Regions from separate parts of the Mus musculus genome. Here region 2 is linked to region 1. Evidence: chromatin loops called from intact Hi-C (ENCODE). Cell type or tissue: heart. All regions are shown on one strand. Each heading gives the region's core, and the rest is flanking DNA. Links, peaks and the distances in the headings are about the cores only.

Region 1 (8,347 bases), core at 162-8,161:
ATCTGTCAGATCCATTTGTTTCATCACTTCTGTTAGTTTCAGTGTGTCCCTGTTTAGTTTCTGTTTCCATGATCTGTCCATTGGTGAAAGTGGTGTGTTGAAGTCTCCCACTATTATTGTGTGAGATGCAATGTGTGCTTTGAGCTTTACTAAAGTTTCTTTAATGAATGTGGCTGCCCTTGTATTTGGAGCATAGATATTCAGAATTGAGAGTTCCTCTCGGAGGATTTTACCTTTGATGAGAATGAAGTGCCCCTCCTTTTCTTTTTTGATGACTTTGGGTTGGAAGTCAATCTGTTTAGCATTTTAAAACACCATTTACAGCACACAACTAGATTATTTGTGCTGGAACAGGGGAAACTGTGTGTTTTAAGACTTTGCCCTACAGCAGCTAGTTGGGCCCACGTGGGCCAATGATTGGCTGGGAGGATGAGAAAAATGACTTTACAATTATGTTTTTCTGGCCAAAGAATTGTCTTGGGCACAACTAATATTTAATTACCAATGAATATAATTAATAATGATTATAAAAGCTTTTTAAAAATTTTTTTGTAAAACCTTTTGTAGTAAACTAAAACCCTAAGTAATAAAAGGATATTGTCTTTGAATCCTTTGGGTGAGAGTAAGGATTTAAGGTAAACTTCTTTTGAGAAGCATTAGTTAATAAAAATGCTTTCTACTTGGGAAACAATATACACTGAAAGATTAAAACTCTTGGCTTCTTGTATAGAAGCAGAAACAATAAAAATTTTTTTACATAATGTAAAGTTACATTAGCCATACCTAGAGGCAAAATTTTCTAGTAATTACCAGCTTACTAGAAGTAAAACTCTTTGAATTTAAGCATTATTCTAAACATCTGAATAGATCTGTAACACTGTTAAAAAGAAATTCTCTTGAGCATAGGGAAAAACTTTCTCAGGCACTGTTTGTAAAACACAAAAAGGCCACAAGCCACTCTGGGGCTCCCTTGAGCCCTGTATTGACTCAAAGGTAAAATAATTTTTAATCTGAGCATCTTGGCCCTTTTGTAATAAGGATCGATTTTAGAGGAACAATATAACAATCTACGCCTCTAATTTTTGATACTCTATCTTAAGATGACTTACAGTTAAAATGTTTTTTATAACTTTAGTGTTGTGAAAACATTGTCCATACTGTAGTTTTTTGTCAGGCGGCAACTATAGCCAAACTGATTGTTTGAGAGTCTAATCTATTTACAAAGACAAACATAACTAGATAACTTTGTCACAGTTTTGTATGAAGTAAGCTGTATTAGCACTTTTAAAAGATGATTACTCTTATAATTATCTTAATTAACAATATATGGGTGAATTAAAGATCTTAAATTTGAAATCAAACTGCAAACTGCAGTCAATGGAACACTGGCAATTTTAACCATAATTTTTAAGTTTTTGTTGCAATATTAGAATATATCTATAACTTTTGGAAAGCAAAACCTAAGTTTAAAACAATTTATCATCTTTAAAATCAATATTAGAAGCATTACTATCATATTACAAAGTTTGGCTATCAATTAATACCTATGAATACCTATTAAAGCAAGCTTTAATGTTTTAATAAAGAGGCATTGCTTTAAATCTTATCTTAAATTTTACTATTTAGGATAGGAACCACATTAATTATTATCTAAACTAGAAATATCTTTAGAGACCCAGCCTCTTGGCCTGCCTTATGCCACGTGTTGGAAGGACTCTAAACTTGAGTTATCAAATTTAACACTAACCATTTGTAGCAATGTAACAATTATTAATCTTAACCAACAACTTATGAGCTGAATGTGAAAACACTCAGAGCACATTACCAATAAAAAAGGAACCAAATGAAGCAGTTACATTTAGACCAATCAGAGAATATTAATTTTTGTAGCTACAATCATAGAATAAAAGGAACTTTACCATTTGTCAAACACATTAGTCACAAACCATTTATCAGCTTTTTTACCCTGAAACTAAGAGGCTGTGCACTCGCCCTTTTTTCCTAAAACGAACAGTTTTTCTAGCAGGGGCCCTCCTGCCATGTGTCTGATTCTTGGCTGAAGCACGTGGCAGCTCTCGGCTTTGCAGATAAAGTTTTTTATACCATCTTTATTATCCAACATAAAACATAGAACATTCATTTATACAGACTGGACACGAACATACATGAATTGAACACGAGAACAGATTGGTGCACCAGACATTAGACAAGACACAAAAGGGGACACAGTACTGCTTTTGCTATAAGGCCCAGAGAGAACAAAGTATGGCACTCCTGAAATTTCTCTTTGCTTGTTGGGACAATTTTCTCCCTCATGATGCAATCCGCCTGATTATTAATTTCCTTTTAATAAACCCTTTCTTTTCTCACGCCTAAAAATGTAGCTTCGGAGAGCCAAGGCCTACTGCCTGTTACAGTTCCCAGCTCCTCTTAAGCTTCACTGCTGAACCTAAGTGAACCAGCGCTCGGGTTTAACGCTGTTTCAGCTTAGCCCATACCTTCTCCGGTATGAATTTTCTTTATCCTTTAATTATTTTCTTCTTCCATGGAGCTCTAAACCAGCAGTGCCTCTTCCAAAAATCCTTTGCCATTTCTCAGTCCCGCGTTGGTTTGCCAAATGTTGTGTCCGGCCAGCAGATCACAGCCTGGGTTTTAGCCTGGAAAGGCATTTTGGAAACCTGGAAGAGAAGAGGGGCTAGGCGGCGAGAGAAAGAAATGCAGCTAAGACAGGTATTCTGATCAAAGCTCAATTTTACTGTTCCACACGCAGTTATAAAGCAGGGAAAGGGGACCCAATTCCCGCCAAATAATCTCGTAATCCAGTAACAGGGTGAGCACAAGTATGGCTCCAAACAACAAAGCAACACGTTCCAACAGTGGGCATGACAAAACGATTAAGCAAAAAACTCCACCCCTGAACAAGCAGGTTTCAGGCTGGGGGAGGGGAGACTACACCCAAGATAAAAGATACAATTTGCTAAACACATGAGACTCAAGAAGAACAAAGACCAAAGTGTGGACACTTTGCCCCTTCTTAGAATTGGGAAGAAAACACCCATGGAAGGAGTTACAGAGACAAAGTTTGGAGCTGAGACGAAAGGATGAACCATGTAGAGACTGCCATATCCGGGGATCCATCCCATAATCAGCTTCCAAACGCTGACACCACTGCATACACTAGCAAGATTTTATCGAAAGGACCCAGATATAGCTGTCTCTTGTGAGACTATGCCGGGGTCTAGCAAACACAGAAGTGGATGCTCACAGTCAGCTATTGGATGGATCACAGGGCCCCCAATGGAGGAGCTAGAGAAAATACCCAAGGAGCTAAAGGGATCTGCAACCCTATAGGTGGAACAACATTATGAACTAACCAGTACCCCTGAGCTCTTGACTTTAGCTGCATATGTATCAAAAGATGGCCTAGTTGGCCATCACTGGAAAGAGAGGCCCATTGGACTTGAAAACTTTATATGCTCCAGTACAGGGGAACGCCAGGGCCAAAAAGGGGGAGTGGATGGGTAGGGGAGTGGGGGGGGGGTAGGTATGGGGGACTTTTGGGATAGCATTGGAAATGTAAATGAGGAAAATACCTAATAAAAAAATTTTTAAAAAAAGAAAGAAAAGACAGGTCATCATAAAAAAAAAATTCAAGTGACAGCAGATGCTGGTGAGGATGTGGAGAAAGACGAACATTCCTCCATTGTTGGTGGGATTACAAGCTTGTACAACCACTCTGGAAGTCAGTCAGGCGGTTCCTCAGAAAACTGGACATAGTAGTACTGGAAGATCCAGCAATATATCTCCTGGGCATATACCCAGAAGATGTTCCAACTGGTAATAAGGACACATGCTCCACTATGTTCATAGCAGCCTTATTTATAATAGCCAGAAGCTGGAAAGAACCCAGATGTCCCTCAATAGAGGAATGGATACAGAAAATATGGTACATTTACACAATGGAGTACTACTCAGCTATTAAAAACAATGAATTTATGAAATTCGTAGGCCAATGGATATATCTGGATGATATCATCCTGAGTGAGGTAACTCAATCACAAAAGAAGTCACTTGATATGCACTCACTGATAAGTGGATATTACCCAGAAACTTAGAATACCCAAGATACAATTTGCAAAACACAAGAAAATCAAGAAGGAAGACCAACATGTGTGTACTTCATTCCTCCTTAGAATAGGGAACAAAATACCCATGGACGGAGTTTCAGAGACAAAGTTTGGAGCTAAGACGAAAGGATGGACCATCCAGAGATTACTCCACCTGGGGATTCAACCCATAATCAGCACTGAACCCAGACACTATTGCATATGTCAGCAATATTTTGCTGAAAGGACCCTGATATAGCTGTCTCAAGTGAGGCTATGCCTGGCAAATACAGAAGTGGATGCTCACAGTCAGCTAATGGATGGAACACAAGTCCCCTAATGGAGGAGCTAGAGAAAGTACCCAAGGAGCTGAAGGGTTCTGCAATCCTATAGGTGGAACAACAAATGAACTAACTAGTACCCCCAGAGCTCATGTCTCTAGCTGCATATGTAGCAAAAGATGGCCTAATGGGCCATCATTGGGAAGAGAGGCCCCTAGGTCTTGCACACTTTATATGCCCCAGTACAGGGGAACGCCAGGGCCAAGAAGTGGGAGTGGGTGTGTAGGGGAGCAGGGTGGGTGGAGGGTATAGAGAACTTTTGGGATAGCATGTGATATGTAAATAAAGAAAATATCTAATTAAAAAAAGAAAAAAGAAAAATAAAGAAGATTAATAAAATCATGATATTTGCAGAAAATAGATATTCCTAGAATTATTATGTCCAGTGAATTAGTCAGATTCTGAGAGACAAACACAATTACTTTCTCCCATCTGCAAACCTTAATTTCAATTATGTGCATGAGATTATTTATACATTTGTGGTTTTGGATCATGAATGAGCATAGAAGGAATCACAAGAGAGAAGGGAGATATGTCCCCAGAAGAGAGGAACAGAAGGGCATGGAAAATGGAATATGAAATGAGGACTGAGGTGAGAAATTACAATAAAGTATAACATATAGACATACAGACATGTGGAGATCCAGAATAAAACCTACTTACTTAGTACATTAGCCTAAGATTTTTTTAAAGAAAAGATAAGCTGTAGAAACGATTACTGACATGGGGTTGGAAGTGTAAGTCAGTGAAGGGAATGTGACCTTGCCTTACACATTGTTCTCAACTCAATCTGTAACAATGTAAAATAACACAAGTAACAAATTGTACAATGATTTGTGTTGTATAAGATACCTTTACAGCTCTTCATCTACAAACCAAACACATGCATTTAATATATGAGAAAGTGTATTAAGAATTTAAAGTACAAAAAAAGAATTTAAAGTACATATATTCTATTTCATTTAAAACAAAAAAATTCAGTATGTGTTCACATAAGCACTATGTGAAAATTACTATGTTTATTTAATGGCTCCTAAAGTAAGAAAGGATTAGTAAGAAGAGAGACTATTTTACATTGTACAAATTTGATTTATAGCTTCACAGAAGATATCTGGATTATTCAATTTATTTCTTCATTCTATCCATTGTAATCAATTGTTGTATGTCTGGTACAGAAAGGTCTAGTCTCACATAAGTAAATACTTGGGAGGAAGAGAATCAATTTTTTAGTTAATCATAGGTATTCTTTGTATTCAAAACTTGACAAGTGTTTTCTCTTCTTTATTTTATATTTTGTTTTGAAAAACTATTCCTATGGGCATACCTTCACACTAAAGTTTGTTTCTTTCTCTTATACTTTAATGATTCACTTAATGCTACATTATAGCTGAGGGGTCTCCAGTCTAAACTGTAATGATCCTTTCTTAGACCTCTTAGGTTTGTTTGTTTGTTTGTTTTTAATTGGCATTTTGTATTTTGCTTTCTTTGGGACAGGGTCTTAAGTAGCCTAGGCTATCATAAAAACCTTGCCATAAATACAGAAGTGGATGCTCACAGTTATCTATTGGGTGGAACACAGGGTCCCCAATGAAGGAGCTAGAGAAAGTACCCAAGGAGTTGAAGGGGTCTGAAACCCTATAGGAGAAACAATATGAACTAACCAGTACCCCCAGAGCTTGAGTCTCTAACTGCATATATAGCAGAGGATGGCCTAGTCGGCCATCAGTGGGAGGAGAGGCCCTTGATCTTGTCAAGATTATATGCCCCAGTACAGTGGAATGCCAGGGCCAGGAAGTGGGAATGGGTGGGTTGGGGGGCAGGGCAGGGGAAAGGTATAGGAGATTTTCAGAGAGGAAACTAGGAAACGGGATAGCATTTGAAATGTAAATGAAGAAAACATCTAATAAAAAACAAACAAACAAACAAAAAAAACTTACCATAGTCAATGATGACCATGAACTCATGAACTTCTGGTCCTCTGCCTCTACCTCCCTAGAGGATGGCCTTGTTGGGCATCAATGAGAGAAGAGGCTCTTGGTCCTGCCTGTGAAGGCTTGATGCTCCAGTTTAGGGGAATTTCAGGATGGGAAGGTGGGAGTGGGTGGATGGGTGGAAACACACCCTCATAGAAACAGGAAGAGGGGAATGGGATAGGTGGTTTCTTGGGGAGGGGGATTGGGAAAGAGAATAACATTTGAAATATAAATAAATAAAATATCCAATTAAAATTTAAAAAAAAAACAAAAACAAATATATCCTATTATATGGGCTCCATGCTGCCCTGGGAATCAAATTAAGGTCTTTGTGCATGCTAGGCAAGCAGCCTCCGACTGAGCTACATCACCAGAGAGCTCATAGTATTTTTTAACATATTATTTCCCAAGGGCTTGCCCTATAAAAATACCATCTGGGCCTTCCTTTCTCCATCAGAATATTGTGTAAACCAAAAAGTTTTCATTCAAAACCACGGTAGGGAGTACACACTGGGCAAGAGAAAGACAAATGGTACTTTCTTGAGCACGCAAGGAAATGTAGGGCAATAAAACCTGTTTACACATCCACTTCCTGTATTGCCATATCAGTTCTTCCATCATGATAAACCACCCATACAGATGACTAACTCTAGCATCTTTGTGCATTAAAGCCAGATGCCATCACAGTCTTTAAAAAAAGAAAAAAAATTCCAGAGTCCTTTGTATAACTTTCAACCATGTATATTCTTGCAGGCAAATCCTTAATAAACCATTACTTCATGAAGTGACCTCACACCCCAACTTCTTGAACTCTGAGCATCAATTAAGTCAACATGATGCATATTGGGGAAAACCCCATACATTTTCTGTGTCTGATGATTTCCTAATCGCGCCTTTATTATTTTTAAACATTAGTCAGCTCCATGTTATAATCTTCAGCTACAAAGAATGGTTTCCTAATCTGGATGTGAAGACAGAAGGCTTAATCAGAAAAAGTAAAAATTCAGTTTCAAGTTGTATTCCTCAGAATAGAAATGACAAAGTCTTGAAAATGTAAATATTACTACTCAGAAGGAAGCCTGCCTACAACTGCAGAGCAGTGCTTTTCTCTATGTTCAAGAAGTAAAGAGTAATCTTCAGTAAATCTTTGAAAATACCTCGGTTTCTCATCTTACAAAGAAGAGCCCAGCTTCCCAACTACAGCTATGAAAGTTCTAAATATGGCAGATACAAAACATACACAATGCACTGAGCAGAGGGTCTTTAGGGATTAAGGAGGTGGCTCAGTGGATAAAGGTTCTTGTCACCAAGCCTAGAGACCTGATTCAATCCTCAGAGCCTAAATGAAAACCAACTCCTGCAAGGTTTGTCCTCTGACCTTCGCACACGCATCACAGCTACCCTCCTCAAAGGCAAGTAGGGCTGTGTGAGTTGGGTTAGAACAGACCTCCTCTGTCTCTGTCTGGTTAGAGCAGGCTGCCTCTGGCCCTGGTTAGAGCAGTTCACATGGAATTACAGGCAGAGCTGTGGGGTCATTGAGCAGTTATGCTAATCTGTTAAGGGTACAGGTGGAGGTGCAGACTGGAAGGGTGAAGGGGATCCAGCAGAGGGGGATAGATCCCACCACTTTTGGGTTCTGTGTGGGTTCCAGTTGTCATGTATATTAGGGTAAGGGTCTCACCTTTGTCCCTAGAAAGCAGACCTCCTGGAGATAGACAGGATTGTAGGGTTGGGAAGCAAACATGCCAATCTGCCATGGGTGCAGGTGGAGGTGCGGATCAGAAAGGGCCATAGTAATTTCATATTCAGTTTTATGAGGAATGAGGATAAATTTATATTAAGGAAATGCTTTAACCTTTAAATTATTATTTGCATTCTTTAATTATAACAAGTTATTAGTCATATCAAGCTTTTACCTGTGTTTATA
Region 2 (8,347 bases), core at 147-8,146, 810 kb before region 1:
TTGTTTTATTGTGTTTCATTAACTATAATTAATTACTCAGTAGTAATACATTGTTGATTAAAGGCAATAGTTTAATGTTCACTTAGTTCTACATAGTTCTTTGGATTTTTGATAAATGCATAAGTCATGTGATCAGCCTTCCAGATAGTTTCGCTTTTCTTTGTGTTTACATCTACAGTCCCTTCCTTTAATCCATAAAATCCTAGCAAAATTAGGTCTTTGCAGTGTTTTTGTTTGTTTGTTTGTTTGTTTTTACAGAAGACCAGATATTTGGAGTGATATGGCTGATAACCGGTTCAGACTGGCTTCTCTCACTCAGCAATGTGCATTTAAATTTTCTTTACATCGTTTTCATCCAGAGTTAAACAACATTCAAGTCCATGAATCTAGCACACGCAGTCCATTCATTCTCTTACCAAGATACCTTTTAGTCATTTGAATAAATATCGATGAAATTGTAAAAAATTTCAGCATGTAAACTTTGTATTGAAATACATGTCAGTATCAATTAAATAAATAAATACAAGCTAAATGGTGTGTTGAAATACATTTAGATTTAAAAATGTGACCAACTACCTTCCAAGATGTCTGCTACTTTTTTTTTTAAAGGCCAGCAACACATGAGTGTTACAATTATTTCAAAACTTACCTAAAAGTGATATTTTTTCCAGTTTTTTTTTGGGGGGGGCGGGGGGCATGTTGATGGATGTTTTGTTTTGTTTTGTTTTGTTTTGTTGTTTTTGTGTTTTTGTTTGTTTGTTTGTTTTACTTTTGGTGTTCGTCATCCTGATAATTTTGTAGTATTGCTGTGGTATCATTGTTTAACTTGCAAAGGTAGGATCATAAATGAGCTCATTGTCTTTCTTCATGCTCTTTCAGTTATAATTTTGGTAATGTGCCTGTTCAGATCCTCTTTGCCTTTTTTATGAATTAAGCTTTTTTCTCCTTTTATCCATTTTGCATGTTTGTCAGGTATCTCAGATATAAATATTTTCATATGTTGTGCTTATATTTTTCCATGCCTCTGGTTTGTCTTTGTATATTATTTTGGTTGAAAGGAAATTTTAGCTTAAGTCCACTCTATATGATTCACCTTCAAGCATCAGACTTGAGTGCAATGTGAGAGTCTCCTCAACTATCCCATCAGCACTGAGACTTTCCTGTGCTGTGTCTTCTCTAAGCTTTGTTGTTTGAAGTTTACATCCAACTCTTTGCTCCCTACTTAGTTACTTCTTGCAGAAAGCATAAAGATATTTCAAGATCCATGCATTTATATATAAATGATGGCCTATGTCCCAGCATAATTTGTTTGAAGTAACTTTCACACTTAAGCCCAGGGAAGCAAGTAGGCTAACTGAAACCACTACAATCCTGCAGATCCATCCTCAGTCTCATCCAAGACTCTTTATGAGCACAGGTGCTGTTGCCTCATCTTCCTACCTGCTTCATCTCCAGAGGATGATATGAATCTTGCTCTACAACTGCCCCCCCTAACCTCATGGCTTTATCCTAGCCCAGAATTCCAACTTGCATTCCTTGGGTACCTTCAGGCTCCTGGGGCCAAGAAAGCAAGTACGCTAACTGTAGCTCTCCACCTCTCCTCCAAATCCAATATTCTAGTCTTGCCCATAACTCTATAGCAGACTACCTTCTGTGGCCTCCCTTTACATTCTGCCCCCATCCCCAGAAGATCACACAGATCTTCTCCAAATCCCTTCCTACTCATCCTGATATATTAGACTCCAAATCCAGCAAGTATTCCCTACAGAGAATGAAGCAAGCTTCAGATCTTCACTCACCTACTTCTCTTCCAAATCCAGTTACCCAGTCTTTTCTCCAGCTCTGGAACACACTACCTGCTGTAACCTCTTCTTGTTCTGACTTCATTCCCAGGAGATTAAGCACATTCTGGTAGAACACTCTCCTGTAGACACCTTCAGCCCCACACCAACCCCCAATTCTAAACCATCCTATTTCCTTACTGTCAGCTCTCAATATCTAAAAGCACATTTTACCAGGAAATCCCAGTGGCCATACCTAGGAGGATGCCAGAAAAATTCACTACCAGGCAAGACACAACTGAGTCCTCCATCGTTCTAAGAACCAAGAGGGCAGTAGAAATGGAGGAACAAAATTCCCATTCAACAAAGAAACACCACGTTTTCGCCATTAGAATTGCAATCTTCCCAAACACATATGGCTAGATGACAGGAAAATATGAATCAATGACTCCCAAGACAACATGTCTCCACTACACTTGACCAACCCTGACAGAATAAGCCCTGAGAATAGCACCAGCTGAAGAAAATGACAAAAACCATAAAATAGCCTTTTAAAAGGATATATTTTCTTAAAGAGGAAATTAATGAATCCATTGGAAAAAATCTATGACAACATAAGCAAGCAGTGGAAGGAAATGAATAAAATAATCTAAGGTCTGAACATGAAACTATAATCAATAAAGAACAAAACTAAGGAAAGTCTGGAAATAAAAGAAGAAGAAGAAGAAGAAGAAGAAGAAGAAGAAGAAGAAGAAGAAGAAGAAGAAGAAGAAACATTAGGAATATAAAGAGGAACCTGAAAGCAAGCATTATAAACAGAATATGAGAGGTGGAAGGGAGAACAGAATACCAGGTGTGGAAGACAATATAGAAAATGTAGATACTTTGGTCTGAGACAATGTTAAATCTGAACAAAACAAAACAAAACAAAGGAAAGCAAAACAAAAACAAATCACACAAAACATCCACAAAATCAAGATCAAATCTAAGGATAACATGACTAGAGGGAAAAAACCTAGGTCAATGATCCAGAAAATATTATTAAAAAATCAGAGAAGAAAATTTCCCTCATCTAAAGAGGGAGACTCATATCAAAGTACAAGAAGCATACACGATGCTAAATGAAGAGAGGATGCTAGATGAAGAAATGGCTTATCACAGCATCTAACTTGTCTTCATGATAAAAGCCCTGAAGAGATTAGTGATTCAAAGGGCATACTCCAACATAATAAGACAATTTCCAGAAAGCCCTTAGCCAACATCAAATTAAATGGATAAAAACTCAAAGCAATTTTGTTAACATCAGGAACAAGACAGGGTTGTTCATTCTTTCTATACCTATTCAGTATAGTACTTCAAGTATTTGCAAGATTAATATGACAATTTAAGAAGATCAAGGAGATAAAAATTGGAAAGGAAGAGTTCAAAGTATCTTAATTTTCAGATTATATGCATAAATGACCCTAGAAATTCCACCAGGAAACTCATACTACTGTTAAACACATGCATTGAAGTAGCTAGATGCAAAATTTCTTGCATGTACTTTTAAAAACAGGATTGCTCTTTTGCCCAGGGCCGTGCTCTGGGCTTTGCTCCGAGATCTCACTTCTGAGATCACATTCCTGACAGCTCTTGCTCTGACTTAGCTCATCCAATTGCCAGCTGGTGCCTATCCCAGGAGCTCAGCCAGCACTCTGACCTCTCCCAGTTGAGCTCTGAGATTAGCTTCAACCCCATCTGCCCATTTCCAAGTCACCAACAACTGCTCTGTCTTCTCTCTTTCCCCTGACCACCTAAGCTCAGTGGAACAAAAACATTAGACTGCTTTATTATTTTAAAACTTGCCAGATAGCACAAATGCTAGGCGATGACTTTCTGGCCCAAGCCTCATCAGCTAGCCAATTCAAGCCATCTGCCAGTGGCGGAGGCCACTGTTTCTGGTAGTCCTAAGACCTTACATGACTGTTGCATCCTACTCTTTCCAAAGTTTGGTCCAATGTGATTTCCTTTTTCTCTGCATCTCTTCTCTCTCCTGGGACTCAAAAATCCCACCCTTTTCTCTTCTCCCAGCAATTAGCTCTCACCTTCTTTATTGGCCAAATCAAGAACCAATTAGGGAACCAGATTTTATTATCAGCTCCCCCCCCCCAAAAAATTAATTCACAAGAATCAGTAGTCTTCCTGTACACAAATGACAAGTTGAATGACAAAGACCCAGAAAGACAAATATAGTAAGTATTTGCTTGCATGTGGACATTAGCTGTTTCCCCTTTGTTTCTTATGCCTTTTCTTGGGTTCTTTGACTTCTATTTGTTCTTTCCTATTCATCTGTGTTAGGATTTTTTCTTTGTTTGTTTACTTTGCCTTGCCTTGTCTTGCCTTGCCTTGTCTTGTCTCCTCTTTTCTCCACTCGCCTCACCTCACCTCACCTCACCTCATCTCATCTCATCTCATCTCATCTCATCTTATCTTATCTATCTTATCTTAATTGCTGTCCCTTGGAAGCATTTGTTTTCAGTTAGTGAAGAAAATAGTTAATCCTGAAACAATGGAAGATAAGACAAACTGGAAGGAATAGAAGGAGCAGAAACTCTATTACATGATAAATAAATCTATTTTCAACAACAGGAAAATAGAAATGAAAATAAAGTAAATTTCACAAAGTAGGTAATATGATAAAGGCAATATAACCAATAATCTGTATTCCTTTATCAAAGAACCATTGTTATGTTTTAGTATGTTCTATTTCCTAGATATAATATTCATTTCTATTGAGCTATTTACCCATACTTTCTTATAACATAATATTTGTTTAATTTTCAATATATATATATTCATATATATATATTTCTTTGTATATGAGTGTGAATGTGAAGTTGATTATTGCATGTGAGCATATAGGTGTTTGGGCATATATATACACATTTGGAGTATGTATTCACTTTGTCCTTCTCTAACCTCCAAATGTGTGTGTGTCTGTGTGTCTGTGCGTGTGTGTGTGTATACACAAATATTTATCCTTCATTATTATTTTATTGTTTACTCTTAACATCTGAGCTATTAGCCTAGTTCCCCAGCAGTAACATTTTTTTTTGTGCTAGAATGAGGGCACAAGCAATCAGGGTATCTTTCTGAGCATAAATATAGTGCCCAAACATACCTCAATCTCCTATAATGTTCTGAGTCCAAGGGAAAATAATGTGCAAAACATACATATACATGGTTCTTCTGGAGGAACTCATGTTATATAACATCGCCAGTGAACAGATAAATAATGAAGTAGCAAAATCAGTCAAAGAAACAAACAAACAAAACAAGAGGGGAAAAAATACCCTCCACGTGCTATTGTTCTGGAAATAATGGAAGCCATGTTATTCTATATTGTGCTTATTTGAAAATACAAACAGCTGAGCTTTTCAACAACTGTAGAAAAAAAATCTCAGTTTAAATATCAGTAAGACCTCTGCTAACAATTTTAAGAGTTTAATATACTGTTTGTGAGTAGAATTATTCAGTAATTTCACTCAAAATACATTGAAAGGTAACCTTCCTTTATTATTACCACCAGCCAAGGGCAATTTTTGTATTATACACACCGTGAATGCTAGAGCTGTGTGGACTTAAGGAAGCTTGAATTACTTGTGACTCTGTGATACCAGTGTTAACAGCTAACACAAGATGGGAACATAAACTAATTTAGTTTATGTATTGTGTGACATGAGGCAGTAAGTAGTAGTTTAATAACTACTTCTACAGAATAGCTTGCTACAGACTGAGTAAATATTTTATTGTCAGATTAACCAAAGTTGACCTAGCAGTTTAATACAAGATTTTAAAAAGTTGTGATATACAAATGTACCAATATAATTATAACAAGAATATGGTTTTGAATATATTATAATAAGCAAAATTTTATTTATTTATTTATTTTAATTAGATATTTTCTTTATATACATTTCAAATTTCAAAAACTAAATACATGAGGTTATATTTATATAAAAAATACTCAGATATTAATTCTTTTTTATTAGATATTTTCTCTATTTACATTTCAAATGCTATCCCAAAAGTTCCCTTAACCATCCTCCGGCCCTGCTCCCCTACCTACACACTCCCATTTCTTGGTCCTGGCATTCCCCTGTACTAGGGCATATAAATTTTGCAATATCAAGGAGTCTCTCTTCTAAGTGATGGCCGACTAGGCCATCTTCTGCTACATATGCAGGTAGAGACACTAGCTCTGGGGGTACTGATTAGTTCATATTGTTGTACCACCTAAAGGGTTGCAAAACCCTTCAGCTCCTTGGATACTTTCTCTAGCTCCTCCATTGTGGGCCTTGTGTTCCATCCAATAGATGACTGTGAGCATCCATTTCTATATTTGCCAGGCAATGGTATAGCCTCACAAGAGACAGCTATATCAGGGTCTTTTTCAGCAAAATCTTGCTGGCATATGCAATAGTGTCTGCATTTGGTGGCTGATTATGGGATGGATCGCCAGGTGGGATAGTCTCTGGATGGTCCATCTTTGCATCTTAGCTCCAAACTTTGTCTCTATAACTCCTTCCATGGGTATTTTGTTCCCTGTTCTAAGGAGGAATGAAGTATCCACACGTTGGTCTTCCTTCTTGATTTTCTTGTGTTTTGCAAATTGTATCTTGGGTATTCTAAGTTTCTGGGCTAATATCCACTTATCAGTGAGTGCATATCAAGTGACTTCCTTTGTGATTGGGTTATGTCACTCAGGATGATATCATCCACATACATCCATTTGCCCAAGAATTTCATAAATTCATTGTTTTTAATAGCAGAGTAGTACTCCGTTGTGTAAATGTACCACATTTTCTGTATCCATTCCTTTGTTGAGGGACATCTGGGTTCTTTCCAGCTTCTGGCTATTATAAATAAGGCTTCTATAAACATAGTGGAGCATGTGTCCTTATTACTAGTTGGAACATCTTCTGGGTATATGCCCAGAAGAGGTATTGCCAGATCTTCCGGTAGTACTACATCCAACTTTCTTTCTTTCTTTCTTTCTTTCTTTCTTTCTTTCTTTCTTTCTTTCTTTCTTTCTTTCCTTCTTTCTTTCTTTCCTTCTCTCTCTCTCTCTCTCTCTCTCTCTCTCTTCCTTTTTTTTTTCTTCTAAGGGACCACAAGAGTGATTTCCAGAGTGGTTGTACAAGCTTGCAATCCCACCAGCAATGGAGGAGCGTTCCTCTTTCTCTACATCCTCGCCAGCATCTGCTGTCACCTGAATTTTTGATCTTAGCTATTCTGACTGGTGTGAGGTGGAATCTCAGGGTTGTTTTGATTTGCATTTCTCTGATGATTAAGGATGCTGAACATTTTTTCAGGTGCTTCTCAGCCATTCGGTATTCCTCAGGTGAGAACACTTTGTTTAGCTCTGTACCCCACTTTTTAATAGGATTATTTGAATTTCTGGAGTCCAGCTTCCTGAGCTCTTTGTATATATTGGATATTAGTCCTCTATCAGATTTAGGATTGGTAAAAATACTTTCCAAATCTCTTGGTGGCCCTTTTGTCTTATTGACAGTATCTTTTGCCTTATAGAAGCTTTGCAATTTTATGAGGTCCCATTTGTTGATTCTTGATCTTACAGACAAGCCATTGCTGTTCTGTTCAGGAATTTCTCCCCTGTGCCCATATCTTGGATGCTTTTCCTGATTTTCTCCTCTACACATTTCGGTGTATATAGTTTTAAGTGGAGGTCTTTGATCCACTTAGACTTGAGCTTTGTACAAGGAGATAAGAATGGATCAATTCGAATTCTTCTACATGATAACTGCCAGCTGTGCTGGCACCATTTGTTGAAAATGGTGTCTTTTTTTCCACTGGATGGTTTTAGCTCCCTTGTCAAAGATCAAGTGACCATAAGTGTGTAGGTTCATTTCTGGGTCTTCAATCCTATTCCATTTATCTACCTGTCTGTCGATGTACCAGTACCATGCAGTTTTTATCATGATTGCTCTGTAGTACAGCTTTAGGTCAGACATGGTGATTCCACTAGAGGTTCTTTTATTGCTGAGAATAGTTTTTACTATCCTATGTTGGGAGCCGCGCCCACATTCGCCGTTACAAGATGGCGCTGACAGCTGTGTTCTAAGTGGTAAACAAATAATCTGCGCATGTGCCGAGGGTGGTTCTTCACTCCATGTGCTCTGCCTTCCCCGTGACGTCAACTCGGCCGATGGGCTGCAGCCAATCAGGGAGTGACACGTCCTAGGCGAAGGAGAATTCTCTTTAATAGGGACGGGGTTTCGTTTTCTCTCTCTCTTGCTTCTTGCTCTCTTGCTTCTTGCACTCTGGCTCCTGAAGATGTAAGCAATAAAGCTTTGCCGCAGAAGATTCTGGTCTGTGGTGTCTTTCCTGGCCGGTCGTGAGAACGCGTCTAATAACAATTGGTGCCGAATTCCGGGACGAGAAAAAACTCGGGACTGGCGCAAGGAAGATCCCTCATTCCAGAACCAGAACTGCGGGTCGCGGTAATAAAGGTTCCCGTAAAGCAGACTGTTAAGAAGGATTCAACTGTATGAATTCAGAACTTT

Evidence for each region. Hi-C counts contacts between places; a loop is a spot of excess contacts. Peaks named below come from ENCODE experiments on the same cell type or tissue, not always from the same donor. Only the 100,000 strongest peaks of a DNase experiment are listed, where the experiment ranks them.
Region 2: a loop joins it to region 1, with 7 times the contacts of the local background. A loop is called at or near these places in 2 of 42 quality-filtered maps.

Annotation. Positions count from the first base shown.
Region 1 is chr1:150,190,703-150,199,049 of GRCm38, forward strand. No RefSeq gene overlaps it. Among named protein-coding and RNA genes, the nearest start is that of Ptgs2os2, 30 kb to the left of the region's middle. In heart, for the core only: no CTCF peak of the experiment used is centred there; no DNase peak of the experiment used is centred there.
Region 2 is chr1:149,385,442-149,393,788 of GRCm38, forward strand. No RefSeq gene overlaps it. Among named protein-coding and RNA genes, the nearest start is that of Gm29398, 60 kb to the right of the region's middle. In heart, for the core only: no CTCF peak of the experiment used is centred there; a DNase peak (open chromatin) is centred at 3,450.